4 separate regions of the Mus musculus genome follow, and all the other regions are linked to region 4. Evidence: chromatin loops called from intact Hi-C (ENCODE). Cell type or tissue: left cerebral cortex. All regions are shown on one strand.

The links. Peaks named below come from ENCODE experiments on the same cell type or tissue, not always from the same donor. Only the 100,000 strongest peaks of a DNase experiment are listed, where the experiment ranks them.
Region 1: a loop joins it to region 4, with 2.5 times the contacts of the local background. A loop is called at or near these places in 2 of 42 quality-filtered maps.
Region 2: a loop joins it to region 4, with 3 times the contacts of the local background. A loop is called at or near these places in 20 of 42 quality-filtered maps.
Region 3: it touches region 4 in a loop (4-fold over the local background); 21 of 42 quality-filtered maps call a loop at or near these places.

What each region holds. Positions count from the first base shown.
Region 1 is chr10:67,282,664-67,287,663 of GRCm38, forward strand. Nrbf2 (nuclear receptor binding factor 2) reads right to left here and starts at 2,618. Exons shown (of 4, transcript NM_001036293.2): 1 at 2,434-2,618. The coding sequence starts at 2,463. It overlaps Gm46200 (a long non-coding RNA gene), which reads left to right and starts at 2,770. Exons shown (of 3, transcript XR_001779690.1): 1 at 2,770-2,857. In left cerebral cortex, CTCF peaks have their summits at 2,242 and 3,735 (motif pointing right); DNase peaks (open chromatin) are centred at 1,963, 2,641 and 2,779; H3K4me3 peaks cover 2,142 bases; H3K27ac peaks cover 1,045 bases.
Region 2 is chr10:67,302,626-67,307,625 of GRCm38, forward strand. Gm46229 (a long non-coding RNA gene) reads left to right here and starts at 1,388. Exons shown (of 2, transcript XR_001779791.2): 1 at 1,388-1,856. In left cerebral cortex, no CTCF peak of the experiment used is centred here; a DNase peak (open chromatin) is centred at 2,503.
Region 3 is chr10:66,998,305-67,003,304 of GRCm38, forward strand. No RefSeq gene overlaps it. Among named protein-coding and RNA genes, the nearest start is that of Gm31763, 4.3 kb to the right of the region's middle. RefSeq lists an enhancer at 3,614-5,000. In left cerebral cortex, no CTCF peak of the experiment used is centred here; DNase peaks (open chromatin) are centred at 2,045 and 4,548; H3K4me3 peaks cover 737 bases; H3K27ac peaks cover 740 bases.
Region 4 is chr10:66,907,450-66,912,449 of GRCm38, forward strand. It overlaps 1110002J07Rik (RIKEN cDNA 1110002J07 gene), which reads right to left. Exons shown (of 5, transcript NR_138561.1): 5 at 4,741-5,000. Among named protein-coding and RNA genes, the nearest start is that of 1110002J07Rik, 10 kb to the right of the region's middle. In left cerebral cortex, a CTCF peak has its summit at 1,956 (motif pointing right); DNase peaks (open chromatin) are centred at 1,690, 1,937, 3,914 and 4,375; H3K27ac peaks cover 718 bases.

The sequences.
Region 1 (5,000 bases), 380 kb after region 4:
TAAAGAGCACACAGAAATGAAAACCACAAGTACATTAATAGGAAAGCATTGTTAGAAGGTGATGACAAGCTGGAATGCAGGGTATTTAAGGGACTGACCTGAGCAATCATTTAATTCCCCTCAGCTTAGGCCTGTTCACCAGCAAACCTCACACACACTTGTACTAAGTCCCAAGGATGCTCTGAGGGCATGGGATTCTAAACCCAGGTACAGTAGTGAAGTTCCATAGTAGGCATTTGGAGTACATTTCCATGACGAACTGTATGGTTTACGAGAACTTTCATTAAGTCACAGAATTTAGGGCTACCTTTTCATGTTGGGGGAAGACAAGGCTGTGTACTCACTGACATTCAGAAACAAAACAAAACTTCAAAAAACTTTAGTCTAGGGCTCAGTGGATAAAGACACTCACTCACACACACACACACACACACACACACACACACACACACAACACACACCGCTTACATGAGTTCAATCTCCAAACCCACATGGTGGAGGGAAATGACATTCCCAAGCTGTCTTGATTTCCACAGAAATGACCCGCGCACAGACACAAGCCCTAGTCTCTAGCACCTCTTTAACAGAAGCTTGCCAATGCTACTCTGCAATGCACTTAAATCATTCAAGTAAACACCCTGTTACCTTTCAATGGTTAGCTAGGCTGAAAATCAGAAATCTTCAAAATCTCAAATGGCTTAAAAATTCAAACTGCCACATTTCTGAAATTTGTCACGTAAATTTTAGGACCGGATAATGGAATTGTGCTAGCCTCCTAATTTACCTATTTAAGACAGCAAACCTCAGCAGGGCCTGGAATCCCAGCATTTAGAAAGCTAAGCTCATGACCAGCCTGGGCGACAGTGAGCTTGGAGCTAGCATGGCTCAAACACACAGTAGCTAAATAAAAGTCCCATTGCCACCAGCTGCCTCCTTTATCCCAGACTGAGGGATTGGTACTCCAACTTCCACTGCCCCAGTTTCAGTGTTCTCATAGGGAACACCGAATACGCTTGTGGAGCAGGTAGCCAGGGTTAGGCTACACCCTGCTGCCAAATCAAGTGAAGCTAACTGGAAGTGAACCAGTGATCGTTCGGCAAGGACACTTGAACTTTGAAGCACTCGGTAAACAGCTGGCTACGACTAATAATATTCCTGTGGAGTTTCCCTGGTGAGCCACCCATACTTCACTACAAACTATAGTTGGCCACACAAATTCTCTTACAAACAAGAGAGGCGCGAGGTTATTTCCCTAGCTCCCCAAAACTCACCAGTGTAGCCTCATTAGCCTGAAGTGTAATCCACTTAGAAACGGACGCAGGGTCTAAATTAGTAACTCTTGGGTAGATTTCTCGGAGCTGCAAACCTGGCGCCAGGGATGGAACCATAGCTTTAGGTGTTCACTCTCCAGCGTTGACGCTCAACACTCCCAAATCTCATTAAGTGACAGGGGCTACGGTCTCACTGGAGCAACTAACTCTTCCAATGTTCCATCCATAACGTACAGTTCTACGTGTCTCTTATCTATTCAGTCCTTTAATCCTCACAACGAACGAGGGTTAAAACAAAAACAAAAAAAAACAATGAAGTGAAAATTTTTGTTCAAGGTCTCTTGAGGCTATTAGGTGACTAAGCCCGAGTTCAAATCCAGGAGTTTGGCTCCAGAAATCCATAGTCTGAAACCACAGACTCTGGCTTCTCTGCACAGCACGGACCAGGCTCTTCCAAGCCGGGAGGGAGGGCAGAGTTCCAAAGGAAGCAATCAATCTTTCCCGGTCCTGCTCTCAATCCCTCCGCATCATCGCAAACCACCTACAGACTTGGGACTTGCAAAGTTTTACTCCGCAACACTAAGGAACCAGACGTCTGCATCTGAATTTCATGAACCTTTTCCCAGGAAACCCGAAGATGTCCTGTGATCACACTTAGAACAGAACTGTGGGAGGTTTGGGGTTTTGTGGGGTTGTTTGGGGCGGTGTGTGTGTGTGTGTTCCTTTTTGCCCCAAACAATAATGACCCGGCCCCCTGTGTGTCTCTCTGTATGTGTTTCTGAGAAAGGCAAACACGTCTGGTACTTTCGTGAGCCTTAAAGCAAAGGCACCGGGCTGCGGGGCGTGGACTGGGGTTCCGATCCAGCTGTTTCAGAGGGGCCTTCGCTAGCCCAGCTGCGAGGGCAGCAGGGAAGAGGGGGTGCGGTGTGCGAGGCGCGGCCCCGACACCCCGACTCTGCCCGCGGCCTGCAGGCGGCGGCTACGTGGCGCTGGGACGCGGTCCCAGCAGGGCAGATGCCACGGGCCCCGAGGGAGAGGCCTGAGCCCCGGGGATCAGGGTCCCCTCCATGAGCTCGCGGCTCCCCCTTCAGTGCCGCTTGACCCCCTCAGCCCGCGTTTCCCCGCAGCCTACCGGTCCCCGACTCAGCCCGCGACCACTCACAAGGTTGAGGGGTCCTTCCATCACTTCCATAAACCCCGGGGTGAGCAGCGGCCCGAGGCGGAGCGGCGGCGCCCGGGCACATGGAGGGGCAGCGAGGGCAGGGAGACGCGGCGGCTGGCAGGAGGCTCCTCGCAGAACCCGGAGCCGGCAGTGAGAGCCCAAGAGCGACAGCCGCGCCACTTCCGCCTCCGACGTCGCGTCGCGGGGGGCCGTCCCGGCGTCGCTGCGCGCGGCGGCGTGACGTCGCCACGCGCCGGCGCGAGGCAGGGGGCGCGGCTGGGGTGAGAGCATGGGGTGGGCGGGGCTAGGGGCGGGGCAGCAGCTAAGTGACAAAAACCGCCCCTCTCCTCGCGAGAGGGAGCTCTGCTAGACTTCGGCGGCGGCTGTCACGTGATGAGCCGGGTCTGGCTAGTTGGTTAATAAGGTCACTCTGCACGCTTGACCTTTCTTCCTTCCCGTAGGCTTTCTCAGGTCCTCTCCTTGTACCTCACCCCTCCTTCTCCGTTTCTGTTCTATCTCCGTTGACTTTTTTTTAAAAAGCAAATTTGAGCCAAGTTAACACCCTGCACTAGATCCGCCTTACAGGAGGTTTCCATATTTTTTGCCTTTTGGCAGAGAGTCTGTGGCCCAGATCTTGTACATGTGGCAGTCTTGTGTCGAGCATATGAGCAGGTGCCACCATACCTCCACTCCACCGAGAGGATTTGACAGAGATAAGTGACCCCAGGGTCACAAACTAATTCTAAAGCAAGAAGGATTATAAGCCACCAAGTATAACCGTTCTTCAACAACTATGTACTAAATCACTGTGCTAAGGTCTTTCTGTTTCCGCACCCACTGGCAAGTAGATATGGTTTATGGAGAAAGGGAGATGGAGAGGAGCTGAGAGAACAACTAACATATTGTGTGAAGGAAACCGGGCTTACCTGGAGGTTTTTTTTTTTTTTTTTTTTTTTTAAAGATTTATTTATTTTTATTATATATAAGTACACTGTAGCTGTCTTTAGACACTCCAGAAGAGGGCGTCAGATCTCATTACGGATGGTTGTGAGCCACCATGTGGTTGCTGGGATTTGAACTTCGGACCTTTGGAAGAGCAGTCGGGTGCTCTTACACACTGAGCCATCTCACCAGCCCCTTACCTGGAGGTTTTACAGTACCAAATTCTGTAATGAAAAAAACTTCAAAGAACCACATGAATGTACCTTTAAGAATTTGTAATATTGGAGGACGTGGAGACGCAGGTTGGGTGTTAAAGGAAACCCACCTGGGGTGTGATTTTTTTTTAAGATTTATTTATTTAATTTATTTTAGTACACAGTCACTGTCTTCAGACAGACCAGAAGAGGGCATCAGATCCCATTAGAGATGGTTGTGAGCCACCATGTGGTTGCTGGGAATTGAACTAAGGACCTCTGGAAGAGCAGTCAGTGCTCTTAACCTCTGAGCCATCTCTCCAGCCCCCTGGGATGTGATTTTTTTTTTTTAATATGAAACCTTAAAAAGCCAGCCGAGGAAAGAGCAGAGGCAATGTACAACATCTGTAAACGGGGAGGAAGAGATGACATATATAACTTAATATGAATAATATATAGCATATATATCTAAAATGATTTCAAAAGCCACATGGGTTGTGAAGTGGGCCCTAAGGTTTCAGGTACTAACCAGACCCCAATTACTTACCTTGATTGAAGCTTGGAAGATGCAAACAAGGAGCCATTCGGGCCAGGCCCAGACTCCTGATCTATGGCATTTGTTATTTAGTATGTGTGTTGTCTCAAGCCATTGTATCTGGTAGTTTGTTCTATGGCTGTCCTGATTAGCTTTAACTGACACTGCCTGAGTCACCTAAGTGGAGAGCCCCAATTAAGGTATTTCCCGGATGTGATTGGCTGGTGGATAGTCTGCAGGGATTGTTTTGAGTCTTAGCTAATGTAGAAGGGCACAGGTCCAGTGGATGGGATAATCCCTAGGCAGGTGGTCCTGAGCTGTATAGAAGTGTTAGCTGAGATTATTATACTCAGCTTGGGAACAGTGCCCTCCATGAGATTATTATAATAATCTCCATGAGATTATTATACTCAGCTTAGAGAACAGTGCCCTCCATGGTTTCTGCTCTGCTTCTTTGGCTGTGAAGTAAGTTCCTCCATCAGAGGTAATGCTGTTGAGAATAGCAAGCAGACCTACCTTGAAGAAGTCCCTGCCTTGAGTTCCTGACTCATCTTCTCTCAGTGATGGACTGCCACCTGGGATTGTAAACCAACCAACCTCCCCCCAACCCACCCCCCCCCACTACAATATTGCTTTTGGTCAAGGTGTTATCATAACAACAGAGAAGAAACTGAAACAGTGACATAGACTGGTGGCATGGTATTTGAGACTCTCCCAAGATGATGAAACTGAAAAGCAGGACTTTTAAAAATATTTAAATAATTTAATTGTTAAATCTTATTAAATTAATAAGGTCAAGATGCAGAACACTCAGCTCTTTCTCCAGCAACATTCCTTCCTGGACAGTGTTATGTTTACCCACCATGATGCTATTGAACTGAATCTCTGAAACTATA
Region 2 (5,000 bases), 400 kb after region 4:
TCTCCTATTGCAGGTTCTACACATGTTCTCTTGTTCTCTTGTTTGCTCTTCAAAATGGCAGCATCTCCTGAGCAAGCCTCTCCCGATTTCCTGTGTACCACACAAGCCCTTCTCACTCTTAGTTCGTGACCTTTCTTGTAATCAGGAAAACAGAAGAAAATTGAGACAATCATTTGGGAAATGTCCTTCCTTCCTTCCTTGACCAGTACCACGATGCCCATGATGCCTACGGCTGTGTATTCCTCCCCTCCTGGGTTCATACCATGCTCAGATCCCAGCTGTTCTTTCATAATTCTTGTTTATTTCTAATCTAGTCCTCATTCTGCCTTTCACTGAAAGAGATGCCTTAAGCCAGACTCTAAAACTTCATGAACTCTGGCCCTCTGCTCTCTCTGCTGAGATTCTGATGTAAAGATAGGGCACACCTTGGCACAGTGAGCTCAGTCTTATCTTCCCAATGGTCAGCTCTTACTCAGGGATGAAGGGTTGTTTTCTGCTTCACTTCGTGGTCCTGGCTCCCACAATCTGCTCTTCCTTTTCTCCCATCTGGCTCATAATGCAAGCTCACCTTAATAGAGCTCACCATTAAACACCTTTCCCATCACTGTTTCTGCCTCTCTACTGTCCAGTCATGTCCCTACTTTCTTTCCCTGTGGAACAAACTCAGAAGCTAGAGAGTTTGTTTAGCAAATAATAATTTAGCAAATAATAGCTCTTGCTTTTCTTCCAGAGGACCTGAGTTCAGACGGGATCTGATGCCTTCTTCTAGTTTCTATAGGTGTGTGTGTGTGTGTGTGTGTGTGAGAGAGAGAGAGAGAGAGAGAGAGAGAGAGAGAGAGAGAGACGAGGCACATGTAGGCAAGACAATCTTGGAAACCAAAAACAACAAAAACAAAACAAACAAACAAACAAACAAAATGCATACACATAAAAATAAATGAATCTCCAAAAATGCTATTAAAAAAAAACCAAACAAACAAACCCTAACTCAAGTTCTCAGGGCTAAATTTCAGATGGCTTTTTGTTTGTTTGCTTTTGTTTTTTTTTTTGTTTTTTGACCTTGAACTGATTGATAATCCTGGAATTACAGGCCTGCATCATTTGCCTGACTCCAGGAACCTATTTGATGTTACCTAGATACCCACAGGGAATCTCAAATGGAATGAGTGCCAAACAAAAGTATGGATACTCACTAGAGCAAACAAGCAAGCAAGCAAACAAAAAAACCCCAAATTACTCCTATATGCCAATATAGGGACCTTTGCTAGAAATTGCAGAATTGTTAATGTTAAAAGTGATGATAAAGCACTGTCACCAGAATGTCACTGAAGGTGCTGGCACCCTGATCTTGGCCTCCCCAACCTCCAGAACTGTGAGAAAGAAATTTCTGTTCCTTAGTAATAAAAACAAAACTAAGCCCGCTATCATTCTTCCTTGTTGACTTCTTGTCTGACACTCATTTCAGGTCATTACTGACTCCCTCTTTCCTTCCTGACATTTATTCTCGAGGCTACATGTAATGTCAGCTTTACTTGTCAACTCTACACAACCAGGAATAACTTGGGAAGAGTCTCAGTGATGCACTGTCTACTTGGGGTTGGCTTGTGGGCGTGTCTTCGAGGGATTGTCTTAATCAAGCTAATGAAAGCCCAGTCTACTGTGGGCAGCACCATTCCCTATGCAGGAGGTCCAGAACCTTACAAGAGTGGAGAAACCAAGTGAAGTGTAGCGATCAAGTGAGCATCAACGTATTGACTTCTTTCTGTTCTTGACTGTAGATGTGATAGGACCAGCCCTCTCAAGCTTCCACTGCTGTGACTTCTGTGCAGTGATGGACTCTAATCTGGAATTTTTAGGTGAAGTAGAACCTTTTCCCTTAAGTTGCCTTCTGTTGGGGTGGGTGTTCCACCATGGCAACAGAAATGAAATTAAGACCCCACTCTCTTTTCTCCATCTTGGACCATGCTAACTTCCCCTCTGAGTACCCGAAGCCTCTCAGCTGACTCTCTTGCCTCTCCTCTCACCATTTGCTTCTTACAGCTACATGACTACCAAAGTTAAAATAATGAACTTTTCTTTTCCTTGCTTAGCAACTCTCCTTCTCTTTTCTTTTGGACTACAGAGTGGACCCAGGGCACTGTGAATGGCAGGCATATACTCTACCAGCAAGCTGCACCCTCAGTCCTATTTTTATAAAGCATCTCACTAAATTACCTAGACTTGTTTTTAGCCCTATGTTACCCAGGCAGGCCTTGAATTTATGATCCTGTTGTCTTAGTCTTCCAAGTAGTTGGGATTACAGGACTGTGGTATTATGCTCATCTCCAAAACCCTTGCACACCAATGAAAAAGTCCAGATCTCGGCTTTGTCCTGTAAGATACTACAAGGTATGACATCTGTCTGCTGTTCCAAAGCTGCCAGCCTTTCACCATATGCCTCACTAAGTGTACTCTGGGCCCAGCAGTCTCTCTGCTCTGTGAAGTGTCCAAGCTTGTTGGTGTGATGCTAGACAGGGAAGTCTTTTCCTTGTGACCATCTGGTCACAGCTCCTGTGTGAGTCCTTCCTAGTTACCACCCCGTGGGGTGACACTGCTCCCTGGGGGCGTTGAGAACACGTAGGAGGGAATCTTTTGAACACAATGATTGGGGGTGCTCCAGGCATTTAGTGACACGGTGGGAGAGAAGGTGGGAAGTGTCTAAAATAACAGGCAATATATGGTCAGACTCTCAGCAAATCCTAGTGATAGACTGTCCTTCCATATAGCCCAGTGTTAAATGTTGTGCTGTGTTACACAGCCACACAGGGAAAGTAAAAAACAAACAAAACAAAACAAAACAACAACAACAACAAAAAAACCAACCTAAAAACCTGTGCCAAGAATCCTGCTGTAGAGCTTCAAATACTTAGTGGCTAAGTATTCTTTGCTGAGTTTTAACATCCTTGACATCTCTGGAGATGATGCAGTAGTCATGTGAATTGATTTTTTTTTAAAGTCATGTATTGGGTTCGTCTGATGTGGCTTGTATTCTAAGGCTAAATACTGACTCCTGAAATCTGGTTGCCCCAAATGAGCAGACCCTCATGCACACCAAGTGAAGCTGTGTAAACCTTGTTCCCCAATTTAACTGGCCAATATAAGGCTAGAGCCTGTGATTGGGCAGTGGAGGGAGAAAGATGAACTTGAGGATTGAGAGAGGGGGTTGCAGGAAGAGAGAGGGAGAGTTGTAGGGATGTGGAGGAGCCACCACGAGGGGAGATGGACCATGAGCCCGTGGCCAGGAGAAACAGCAAGTAACATGGGAATATATGGCTAGGGTATAAGTCAGAACAGCTCCAAATCTTCCCAATCTAGGCTCGCAGTTTGTAAATAAAATACCTGGATTGTGTGTCTTTTACCCAGGCTAGCTAGAATTATACAAAATTACTACAAAGTCATTTTTTTTGTGTGTGTGTTGCATAAAGCATTACCCAGAGTTGTTGACTATTGAGGTAACTCCATCATGAAAGGTTGTGTTTCCTGCTAGCATTTGAGTGGCTTGTAGCATGCCTATAATCAGTGGGTGAGTATGGCTTCTTACATTCATGGTGATTCAATGTATGGAAGAAAACATCAAACAGCTTCATTCTGTCTTCAGGTCTAGTCATGCCCGTCATGTGCCGATGGAATTAATTCTTCCATGACTAGGTCTCCCACTTCCCCCTTTTATGATCGGTAGAAACATAATGCATTCATGTATGTGCATATACTTATATGTCTGTACACACACACCTGCATGTACTTAACTTATGGGCATAGGCAAACTGTACCATCTGAGTTTCCTTTTGATGTCCTTAATGTGGCTCTGAGTAAAGGCTCTTGGCTCTGATAGAGCTGAGAAATACCAAGGAAGGAGTTGAAAGATGGCCACAAGGGTTGGTGTTTGGGGGAAGGGATAGAGAGATGCTACTCAGAGGGCACAGGCTTCATTTAGACAGAAGGACTACAAGATATTACACACATGCTGACCACAGTCTGTAACACAATATATTCTTTATAGATATCAAGGTCCCTTTACTTCTGAACCCAGTCCCCTCCCCCTCATTTAATGATAGTTGGAGACAGTATTTCACTATATATCCCAGGCTAGTTTTGAATTTGAGATCTTGCCTCTTTCAATCTTTCCAATTCTGGGGTCACAGGCAAGAAACTCTTCCTTAGAACCGTGTGCATAGGAAGGAACTTAGCTCATGATATTCTTCTGTCACCTCCCAGCTGTCACTAGGCCCCAGAGTATCAATCTTGTGGTCTTCAGATGAACCAAAGACGCAGGCCCAGACCTGGAACTGAAGGTGTGGCCCTGCCTCCCTCAGCACTTGCTTCAGCTTAGAGGAGAGCCAGGAAAGTTTCCCACCATTAATAACACTCCAGGCCCCAAATTCTTGAACTTCTCTAGAGGTGTAGGACACAATTTGAGATTTAACTGATTTCGCCTGGCACTCTGGTTTGTCAGGGTCTCCAGAATAGACATGGGACACGGTGAACAGGATGGCGGCTCAAGGCAAGCAGGGTGGTATTGAGCTGATAGTCACTGATCCCACAGTACTCAAAGCCCAGGGCTTTGGGGCTGCTTGCTGCCTCTTCCTGTAGAGCTCAAAGAGATTGGAGAACTGGGCTCTCTCAGGAGGTTTACTCAGAGTCAGATATGTCCACTGACCAAGGCTCAGACACCATGACTAATACTTTAAGTCTGATTCCTTGTGTGATTGGACCCCAAGGAGAATCTTCAAAGGGGTCAGGCTTGTGGGATGAACGCTCTGGGCAAGCAGAACAATTCTGTACAGCCTGCATTGTCTCTAGGGGGGTTCTCCATCAGCCCCCCCCAAAAGGAGGTGTGGGCATGGGCAGGACCAGGCTTTAATTAGCATTCTCAGACCCTTCATATTTGTACTGGGAAGGCTTCCTTGAACTGTGATGAGATAGGCTCTAGAGGAGAGATAGCCTCTCTCCCCCAACGGGCC
Region 3 (5,000 bases), 91 kb after region 4:
GACAGAGAGAGAGGGAGAGAGAGAGTGGGAAAGAGAGGGAGAGAGAGAGAGAGAGGAGAGAGAGAGAGAGCGCTGTCAGGCAATGGCACACGTCTTTAATCCCAGCACTTGGGAGGCAGAGGCAGGCAGATTTTTGAGTTCTAGGCCAGCCAGGTCTACAGAGTGAGTTCCAAGACAGCCAGGGCTACACACACACACACACACACACACACACACACACAGAGAGAGAGAGAGAGAGAGAGAGAGAGAGAGAGAGAGAGAGAGAGAGAGAGAGAAATCTGCCCCCTCATGGAGCAGAGGCAACTGATTGAGAGGCACCCAGTCTGCTGAGGTCATTGTAGAGCTCTGACGGGAATTCATGACTACGATTATTTTGTGCCCAGGGAAGCAATGTCTCAGGTGTCCTGGTTACCTCCTTCTCTCTAGGTCAGAGCAGGACATGTGCCAAGATGATGATGGCCACCCCATCCTGAAAGTGCCCCACCTCATCTGAAATGAGATGAGATGTCATCATATCTAGGGCAAGGGAATGTTAGCACCAAGTTCGGGGACATTTGTTTGCTGTGGGGTCAGCCTTTACCGCTGGCTAACTGAGGCAGCCGAGAGACAGTCAGACACATACCCTTCATTCTCTTGTGACATGTCTGAGTTTCATTTCCTCTTTGTGATCTTTCTAGGGAAACCCCAGGGCTACTGGGTGACCTGTGGGGTGACTCTCTAGCCGCCGCTGCAGGCGTTGGCACTGCATCTTTCTCCAGCGCATCCCCTTTTTCCCTCCTTCCTCTCTCTTTGCTCTAACTGGCCAGGCTTATATTTCCTTGGCAGGGTTTCTCACCTTCTGCATTTCACCATAGTGGGATTTAGACCACCTTCTGGAACACAGGAATACCTCAGTTGGGGGGTGGGGCACGGTAATAGGAAACTAGATATTTAGAATATAATATTGGTCCCAATTTAGTGACTGATGGTGGTTCTAGCTTGAAGAATTGGATGGACACCGGCTTGTCACCCGTTGCCACGTGTAGCATGAACGAAGCCCTCAGTGAATATTTTTGGATGAATTTATTTGTTTATTTAAAGATTTATTTATTTTATTTATATGAGTACACTGTAGCTGTCTTCAGACACACCAGAAGAGGCATCATATCCCATTACAGATGGTTGTGAGCTACCATGTGGTTGCTAGGAATTGGACTCAAGGCCTTTGGAAGAAGAGACAGTGCTCCTAACCACTGAGCCATCTCTCCAGCCCTTTTGGATGAATTTATGATGCTTTTATAACTAAATGAAGACTGCAAAAAGATTAGAGACAGAGTCTCACTGCGTAGCGCTGGCCATCCTAGAACTCAATATGTAGACCAAGTTGACCTTGAACTCACAGAGATCTGCCTGCCTGCCTGTACCTCCTAAATTATGAGATTGAAGGTGTGCATCTCTGGCACAGAAATAATAATGATGATAATAATAATGTTATTGTTATTGTTGTTGTTGTTATTATTATTATTATTATTATTATTTTAAACCTTGTCTCTCTATTTAGTCCTGAGTGTCCTGAAACTTACTATGTAGAGCAGGCTGGCCTCAAAATCATAGAGATTGGGTTGCCTCTGCCTGTCTCCTAAGTGCTGGGACCAAAGGTGTGTGGCCCATGTGCCTGGACCAGTTGTTTGTTTGCTTAAGGTCTCATATGTTGATTAACCTCAGGCCCCAGGGCTAGCTTGAGGTTGTAGTTTTGTTTCCAGCTGGTTTCCTGTATTCATCTTTTTTTTTTTCCATTTCACCTGTTAATCACTTTTGCTTAGCCTACAGGAGGATCTGGAGTGGATGCCCAGAACCACATTCATCTGTACTTACAGGGCCCCTGGGGTAGAGGCAGAGACAGCAAAAGTTCAAACTAGATAGATTGCAAGTGCACAGACAGCCTGGGCTACAGTGATTCCTGTCTTAGAAAGAATGAGAAGAGGGGAGACGCCTTGCCGGAGGTCAAGCCGATTTTATTCTGGTTGAACCTAAACAGAAACCTCTGTGAAGAATGCTACGGACTCAAGAGTAGCTGGCACGTGATGGACTCAGAGCTAAATCTGGAACCTCTTGCTTCTGAGCTATTGCTATGCAAAGTCACAGCAACACAGAGCTAGAAAATGTTCCTGAGATTATTTGGCCCCACTCCCCAGGCTCTGGAGATGACCTGGCACATAGGTTTAGGAAAAATGGTGCTATTTATTTATTTATATTTTTTTGTGGAGCCAGCATTCAACTACCAGACAACAATATTGTGTTACAGAGACTCTGGCCAAGACAAGCTCTCAAAACTAAAACGTAAGAAGCATCTTTTGTTCACTTGGCATCAAGTGGTGGTGATCTCCTGGAAAATCTGGCACCTTTTGTTTTTCTCTTTTTCACAGTTTAGGATATTTTAGCCTAAACAGAATTTAGTGTTAAGCATACACACTAGATTGGAAATAGCTGAAAAAAAAAAAAAGATTGTGCTTGGTGCTAAAAATGAGATGGTCTGGAAGGATATGAAAACATTAGTCACATAGGAACGACATCTAAAAATCCTCAAGTTATAATTTGGGTGGTGGTGGCATAGTCCTTTCATCCCAGTACTTGGGAGGCAGATCTCTGAGTGTGAGGTCACCCTGGTCCTCAGAGCAAATTCTAGGAAAGCTAGAGCTACCCACAGTAACCCTGTCTTGAAAACAACAACAACAATAACAACAAAAAACAAAGGAAAAACCTTCAAGCTATAAAGTCACCAAGAGGGTAAAGTTAGGGCTGGCTAAACAAAAGCCCAATAGCCTGAGTTCCTGTCTTGCACACGTCCTGGCTCGCCAGCAAGAACGACGCTGCAACAGGATCCTTCTGCACACGTTTATTGGGAGAGCTTGATTGCAGAGGAGAAGAGACCCTGAGCCCAGAACTGGTGTTGCTTATATAGACCTAGGAGAGGCGTGTCTCACACCCGGATTGGTTATGCACTATACCTCATTTGCATGTTCCTCATCTGATTGGTTACTCTCTCAGTACCTCACAGAACCTCATTAACATACCTCATTTGCATGTCTCACATCTGATTGGCTATACTTACAGAACCTCATTATCATGCCCGGGCAAGGCAGTGTCTTGGCAAAAAACTTTACTGCATATGTACACATTGGTTGTTTGCCCAAACTTACGCATGGTGGCCAGCAGTAGCCAGCGCCACCTTGCGACGGCACATGTGGCTTCCCACATTCCCGGAACCCAAGGTACAGCTGGGGCCCTAACTACACACACACACATAAAAGATACTAAATTATTGTTGTTGTTGTTGTTGTTTTTAATGAAATTTAAGTACCATCAAATGTGTTTCCTTATTCCCATCCTCGACCCACTGTAATGGCCAGGAATTATCTATGTAGCCAGGAATGATTTGAACTGATCCTCCTGCCTCTGTCTAGGATGTGCTGAGGTTACAGGCTTGTGCCACCAAGTTGGGATTATATAGTTCGACGCACAGACCTTAGGGCTTCATGGATGCTAGCTAGCTAAGCGTTCTACCAACTAAGTCACATAGCCAGCTCCTCACCAATTCCATATGGTTTCTTAGTCTCAGAGAAGCCAGGGTGGCTTGGGAGAGGGCACACTAAGGATTGTTTTAGTATTAGTTGAGTATCAGTGTTTAGTATCAGTGAACAGGTGAGGTGACAGGGCCTATTTATTTGAGTTTCCCTGAAGGGGTGGGGGTTGAGGGAAGGCCTGGCCTTAAGACTGCCATCGTCTGTCTGAAGAAAAAAGGACCACCCTTTATCATCATGGTTGTGATTTCGTTTTTTGCCATTATGATATCCACTCCTATCCCTCGGGGCTCTGATCTTCTGGTTGTTATGACCAGGGATGTTATGAAAACCTTAAAATAATCCGAGGACAACTTTATGAAGGGCAGCTTAAACAAGTTGAATGGAAATGATAAGTTCTTATCGGACCATCCAACAGACGCAGGCTCTCTGGAACAGCCAGCCTTGAATCCTTGGCAAATGCAGTTTGCTGAGCAGGTCGCCAAAACTGCTCACATTACAGGGGAAAGGCCTCCTTCGCAGGGCACACTTCTCCAGACACGTTCAAGTTTTGGAGAAAAAGGAGAGGGTACTTGTAGCTCCTCCCACTTTGGGTGATGGAAGAGGGACCAGAAGGAGCAGTGGACAACCCGGACTAGAAAGGTCTGCATTCGAAACAGGAACAGAGGGCAAAGTAGAGGGGAGACTCCGCTCTAGTCACAACCCACCAACAGCGTGCTTTCCCCCTAGTTTCTTCTCCAGGGTTCCCTCCTTCTGCCATTACCTCCTGGGGATCCAGGATTGTTAACTCCCACGCAGTGGGTTTATCACGATTGCAGCCTACTGGCAGGACGCCATTATCCTAACGTCCCCAGGAAAGCTCCAGTTACCCCGACAGATCCAGCTCGCTCCCTGAGGTGGAATGCCCATCGCCTCTGGCATCTGGAGCCGGGCTGCGAAAGGGAGGGACTGCCTCTGCGGGAGCCCCGCCCCCGTCCTGGAACATCTGGGTGTGGAGGTTAGCACTCCAGTTGTGGCTTGCCGGCCGCCAGCTGTGCGCGCTCCCGGTCCTAGACTGGCGGCCCCACGAGTCTGGGTGGACACGTGGGAGGGGCTGAGACTTTTCCTTGTGAACTGACTTTAAAACCAGGGGAATCTCAAGTCCAGCTCCCAGCATGGACCTACTGGCTTTCTCGCACGTTCCGTCTAACGTAGAAATTTCCAGTCCAACCCCTTGGCGCGTCTCAAACCTGCACAGGAAACTTATTCCTATAAGATAAATCCAGTATTTTCATCTGACGACCCCTGGATCTTGCACTGGGACTCCAGCTGGGCCCCAGACAGTCCCATATGGGTGGGTAGAGGGGAGCAGGGTTTTTCTCTGGGGGTTTTCCCTAAAGAATCTTTGACCCGAAGTAGATTCCACATTTGAAGTTGGGGATCTGATCCACCCTAAACTGG
Region 4 (5,000 bases):
TGAGTGGATGGGTGGATGGATGGGTGGAAGGATGGATGTGGATGGATGGATGGAAGGATGGATGTGGATGGATGGATGGATAAATAGGTAAACAGACAGATAAATGATAGACAGATGGGTGGATAGATAGATAAATAGGTAGATAGACAGATAGGTGATAGATGATGATAGATAGATAGATCATAGATAGGTGATACATAGATAGATATGATAGATGTGATAGATCATAAGTAGATAGGTGATTGATAGATAGATAGATAGATGATAGATAGATAGATAGATAGATAGATAGATAGATAGACAGACAAAGCAGAACAGGGCTTCCTATCTATCCAGACTGATCCAATCCTCCCCGCCCCCCCCCCCCCGCACCTCTCCTGATTAATCTGTTCTGGAAGCAGCTGACACTGCAGGTGATATTACAGGTAAATGTGAGCAACCAGAGAGATCACCCTCAAGACTGAGTAAGGACAGTCGCCATGGCAAGGCTGAACAAAGCCTTGAAGAGAAAGGCATGTCCCTTCAGTTCCTCTGTCTTGAAGCTGTCAAACAGTGCAAACTGCTACTGTTTGATAAAGCTTGACAGCGGTGTAGTAACCAGCCTTAAAACCGAGCCGTCTGTGACAAGCCTGGGGTTGTTCCTTATCACAGTGGCCCAGATCTCTGTTGCTCTGGAGGGTCCAAGGAAGGGGCTGACATGCTGAGAGACAGAGAATCTAGACAGCAGCAAACAAGACCCCCAAACCTGCCTTCTATGTGAGCCTAGCAACACATCCTCCTACCCTGTAGAGTTCTGAGACAATGCAGCCCCATGTTACACTTGAATGAAGAACTCTGAGACAGAACACCCAGCCATGCCAGGTTCCTGGGCCCCATGTAACTGGTCTGATAGATGGTTCTTTAAAAGGGAGACACTTGCGGGAGTGTGCTGGCCCACACATTTTATTCCGGCACTCATGAGGGAGAGACAGGTTGATCTGCATGAGTTTCAAGGCCAGTCTAGGCCATGTATAGAGTTCTAGACCAGCCAGAGATACAGAGTGAGACCTGGCCCGGAAGCAGGGGCTGGTATCAGACAATTATTAAGACAGGAGACTCCTAGGAATCCCATGTTGGAGGGAGAGAAAACCTAAAATCTGCTATGACATCCAGAAGAGGAATTTGCTGCTGCAAGAAGAGATTTCACACACTTCTGACAACGCGTCAGGCCAACTCCAGAGAGCCCTATACCTCAAGGCTTTCTCTACTTAAACCTAAAGTTCACATCAGGACAAAGACAGGCTTGGAGGTCAAGTGGGCCTTCTCTTGGCTTGTTCCTCTTCCCCACGTGGCCACAGTGACTAAATCTCAGCTTTTCAATGTTGCTTGACTCTCTTAATGGGTCTGTTTTGGACAGGTGACCCAGCCTGGCTTTGAATCTAGAAACTCTGGAGTCATAGACTGTGTGAGACAATAAACGTTTTCTGTTCATGCTGCTACATGCTGAGACAGTGTGACCCCAGAGCAACACCTAAGACATATTTGATATATTATTCTTCTTTTTCCTCTGACTCTAAAGAATCTCATAATAATTTAATCATATGTCACGGGGTGTCTTCCCACATTGATCATCTGGAACTCAGACAACAGACCTTTCATCCATTTGCACATTGAGAGACTTGTCTCTTAGATGAGGAGTCTTGCAAGTTCCCCGAGAGGACTCTCAAGATAAATGGTGCCTTCAAAATGAGAAATCTAAAGAAATAATCTGTTCTAAATCAAATTAGTAACATAATGTACAGCCAAAGCGGCTGGTAAGGGAGTCAAGAGGTGCCACCCGAGAGAACCGGTTAATGTTGATAGAGACAAAGAAGGTGGCTGCCAAGAATTGGGGAGGAGGGGGGGGGGGCGCAAAACTCAGCATTTCTGCAGGCGCTTCTGCAATGCTCCACATTGCCACTAGATGGCAATAAAGTTGTATTGTGCGATCATTCACTTAGCCTGCTGAAGTACTTTCAAGAAGCGTCACTGAATAAAAGCCAAAGAAAGTCTTAGTTGCTTAGTTGACATTAAATTTTAAATTACTATTTCTGTTCGAGAATTAAAATTACATTTCACAGATTGATTTGGGGACCAAAGGTCATTTTGGGGGAAAAAAAAAAGGTGAGTTCTAATGTATTCGTTATTTATCTTAAATATTGATAGCCTAGGGCCAGTGTGAGATGGTCCAGTGAGCATCTGCTGCACAGCTTAGCAACCTGAGTTTGATCTCTGGAACCTACGTAAATGTGTAAGTAGAGAACCGACTTAGCAAAGCTGTCCTCTGACCACTTTCGTGCCTTGGCACATACACCATAAACATAAAACTCACTCTCTCTCTCTCTGTCTCTGTCTCTGTCTCTGTCTCTCTCACACACACACATGCATACACACAAAATAAACCATAAATATGTTTCTCTCTCTCTCATACACATTCACACATATAGTAATAATGATAATAATTTAATAATTAGAAATATATTGATCACATTTTATAAGCATTCATCCCGCCGATTCATAATCTTTAATTTGAGGCACATTCATTTCAATTTTTAAAGATTGATCAAAGGACAAAAGGTCACCTACAACTACAGGTCATGTCTCCTTTCTTTCCTCCCGACTAGTCCCGACTATAAGAGGTCATCTAGCTTAATAATTAAGCATACAGGCCTTGGAACTAGGTTGGGTAGGTTTAAATCCTATTTCTAGCTTGAACTGTATCTCATTAGCACCATCAGAAATAAATGAGTTTTTTAAATGAATTCGTATACACGGAGTAGTGGTAGTAACGTTTCGACAGAAGTTTCCGATATTGAGTATTTTTTCTTTAAGGTCCTTGTCTCTGAGGTACCCTGCACTATGTTAACACGTAGTAAGGACAGAAGCGTGGACCACAGCCAAGAGAACCAAGGTCCACAGATAAAGAGGCAAACGGGGTCAACAGGAATTGGTCCTTACTGTTGACAGAGAGGACACCCTCGCAGAGAATAAACTAGAACACAGCCTTCAGGATCTGAAGTCAGTGAACCTTCACCCCTATCATGGCAAAATCACTCTTATTTATCGACTGAGGAAACTCCCCCGAGACAAGCACGCAGCCATATTAGCACAGCTGAAACCTTGAACCATTCGCACACACTGCCATCCATTCACTGTGTTCTGGTTATTGTCACTGAACCTCCTAAGGAACCTGACCTTTGCTACAGCCAAGTCAGAGACAGACACAGAGAAGGAGCGGCTATGTTTGAAGCTTAGACTTATGCAGTAAGATAATAGTTTTCAGGGGCTAGAGAGACTGCTCTGCCAGAGGTCCTGAGTTCAACTCCCTGCAACCACCCGGTGGTTCACATCCATCTGTCACGGCATCCAATGTCCTCTTCTGGTGTGTCTGAAGACAGCTATAATGTGAATGTGTTCATATAAATAATATAAAACCAAAATCTTTAAAAGAAAAAAAAAGCTAATGTCTTACCTATATATGAAAAAAAAAGATAATACGTTTCTCAAGAAAGTTCCCAGCCTACTCTGCCCCCAAACAACTCAAAATCATTTTGCTGTTGGAGAAAGCCAAGGGGGGGGGGGTTGAAAGAAAAAGCAGAGAAAGATAGTGTTCATTCATGGTTACCTTGCAGTCAGTGACCAGTGTGCTCCTGAGAAGGGACTCTGAGAATGTCCCCTTGTCTCCCACCGCTGGGTTCGGAGACAGGAATACTAAAGCGCCCAAGTAGACAAAGGGCTTCTGGAACAGGATATTCAGCCCCACTGCAGGTGGAAACTGCAAACTGGAGGACTCCTCAGTCCAGCAGCTACCAGAGCTGGAGACTGTCCGCCTAGCGTGGGGGCAGATGGCTCTGTAAGAGAGCTGCAGAAGTCCCCAAATGGTGGCGGCACGATGCAGCCAGAAATACGAGATGAGCCCAAGTCTCTCCCAGTGCAGCTAGTGAGGAAACTGGAAGAATTGTCCCAGCACGTGGAAAGTCACACCAGAGATGCAGAGAAAAGCTGGGCCCTGGGAAACAAGGGAGGGTGTGGCTGGGAATACCCAGAAAGTGGGTGGATCCCACAGGAAGTGGTTTCAGCTGTTTCCAGAATAAAACAGAGATAAGGTGCTCACTTCTACCACCCAAAAGTTCAAGGCATTAGGGGTCTGGCTATGGTCCAGTTTGCTTTCCTGTTGCTGACATAAACACCTTGACCGCAAGACACTTGGGGAAGGAAAGAGTTTATTTCAGCTTATACTCCCAGCTCACACTTCTTTGTTGAGGGAAGTCTGGGCAAGACCTTAAACAGGAACTGAAGCAGAGACTGTGGAGACCCGCCTTGCTCCCAGGCTCCTGGTCAGCTGTCTTTCCTGTACAGCTCAGGCCCATTCCCCTAGGAATGGCACCACCCACAGTGGCCTGGGCCCTCTTACATCAGTTAGCAATCACGGAAACGCCTCTACAGATAAGCGCACAGGCTGATCAGATGGAGCCAGTTCTTCAACTGAGGATCTCTCTTCCCAGGTGCCGCACAGGGACAATCAAGATGGATGAATCATCACGAAAAGCTGATGCTGCCCTGCTCCAGCACCCCAAGTCATCCAGGACCCACGCTTGTTGGCGCTTTACCACCCTGGCCCAGAATACCACTCTTTAGGAAACTACTAAGGTGGCTCGCACCCCCCCCCACCCCCCCACCCCCGTTCCAGCCTGAGAGGAAGAAAGAAATAGAATACAAAGGCAAGGGCTGGTACGAGTTTATTTAATACCTCAACCCAGACCCTCCATATTGGCCCTATTCGGCACGTGCTGGGCAGCATTTTTGTATACTTGAGTACGTGGCCTGACATGGCCAACAGCTACCCTTGATTTACATATACTTAAAGAAAATAAGAAAGCTGTAGTCTCTTCTAAAAACCTTAACAGATTTTGATTTCCCCAACCATCGCGGTACAGTAACATTTTAATAACATTGTCAGCTACATTTAAAAATCTTCAGTA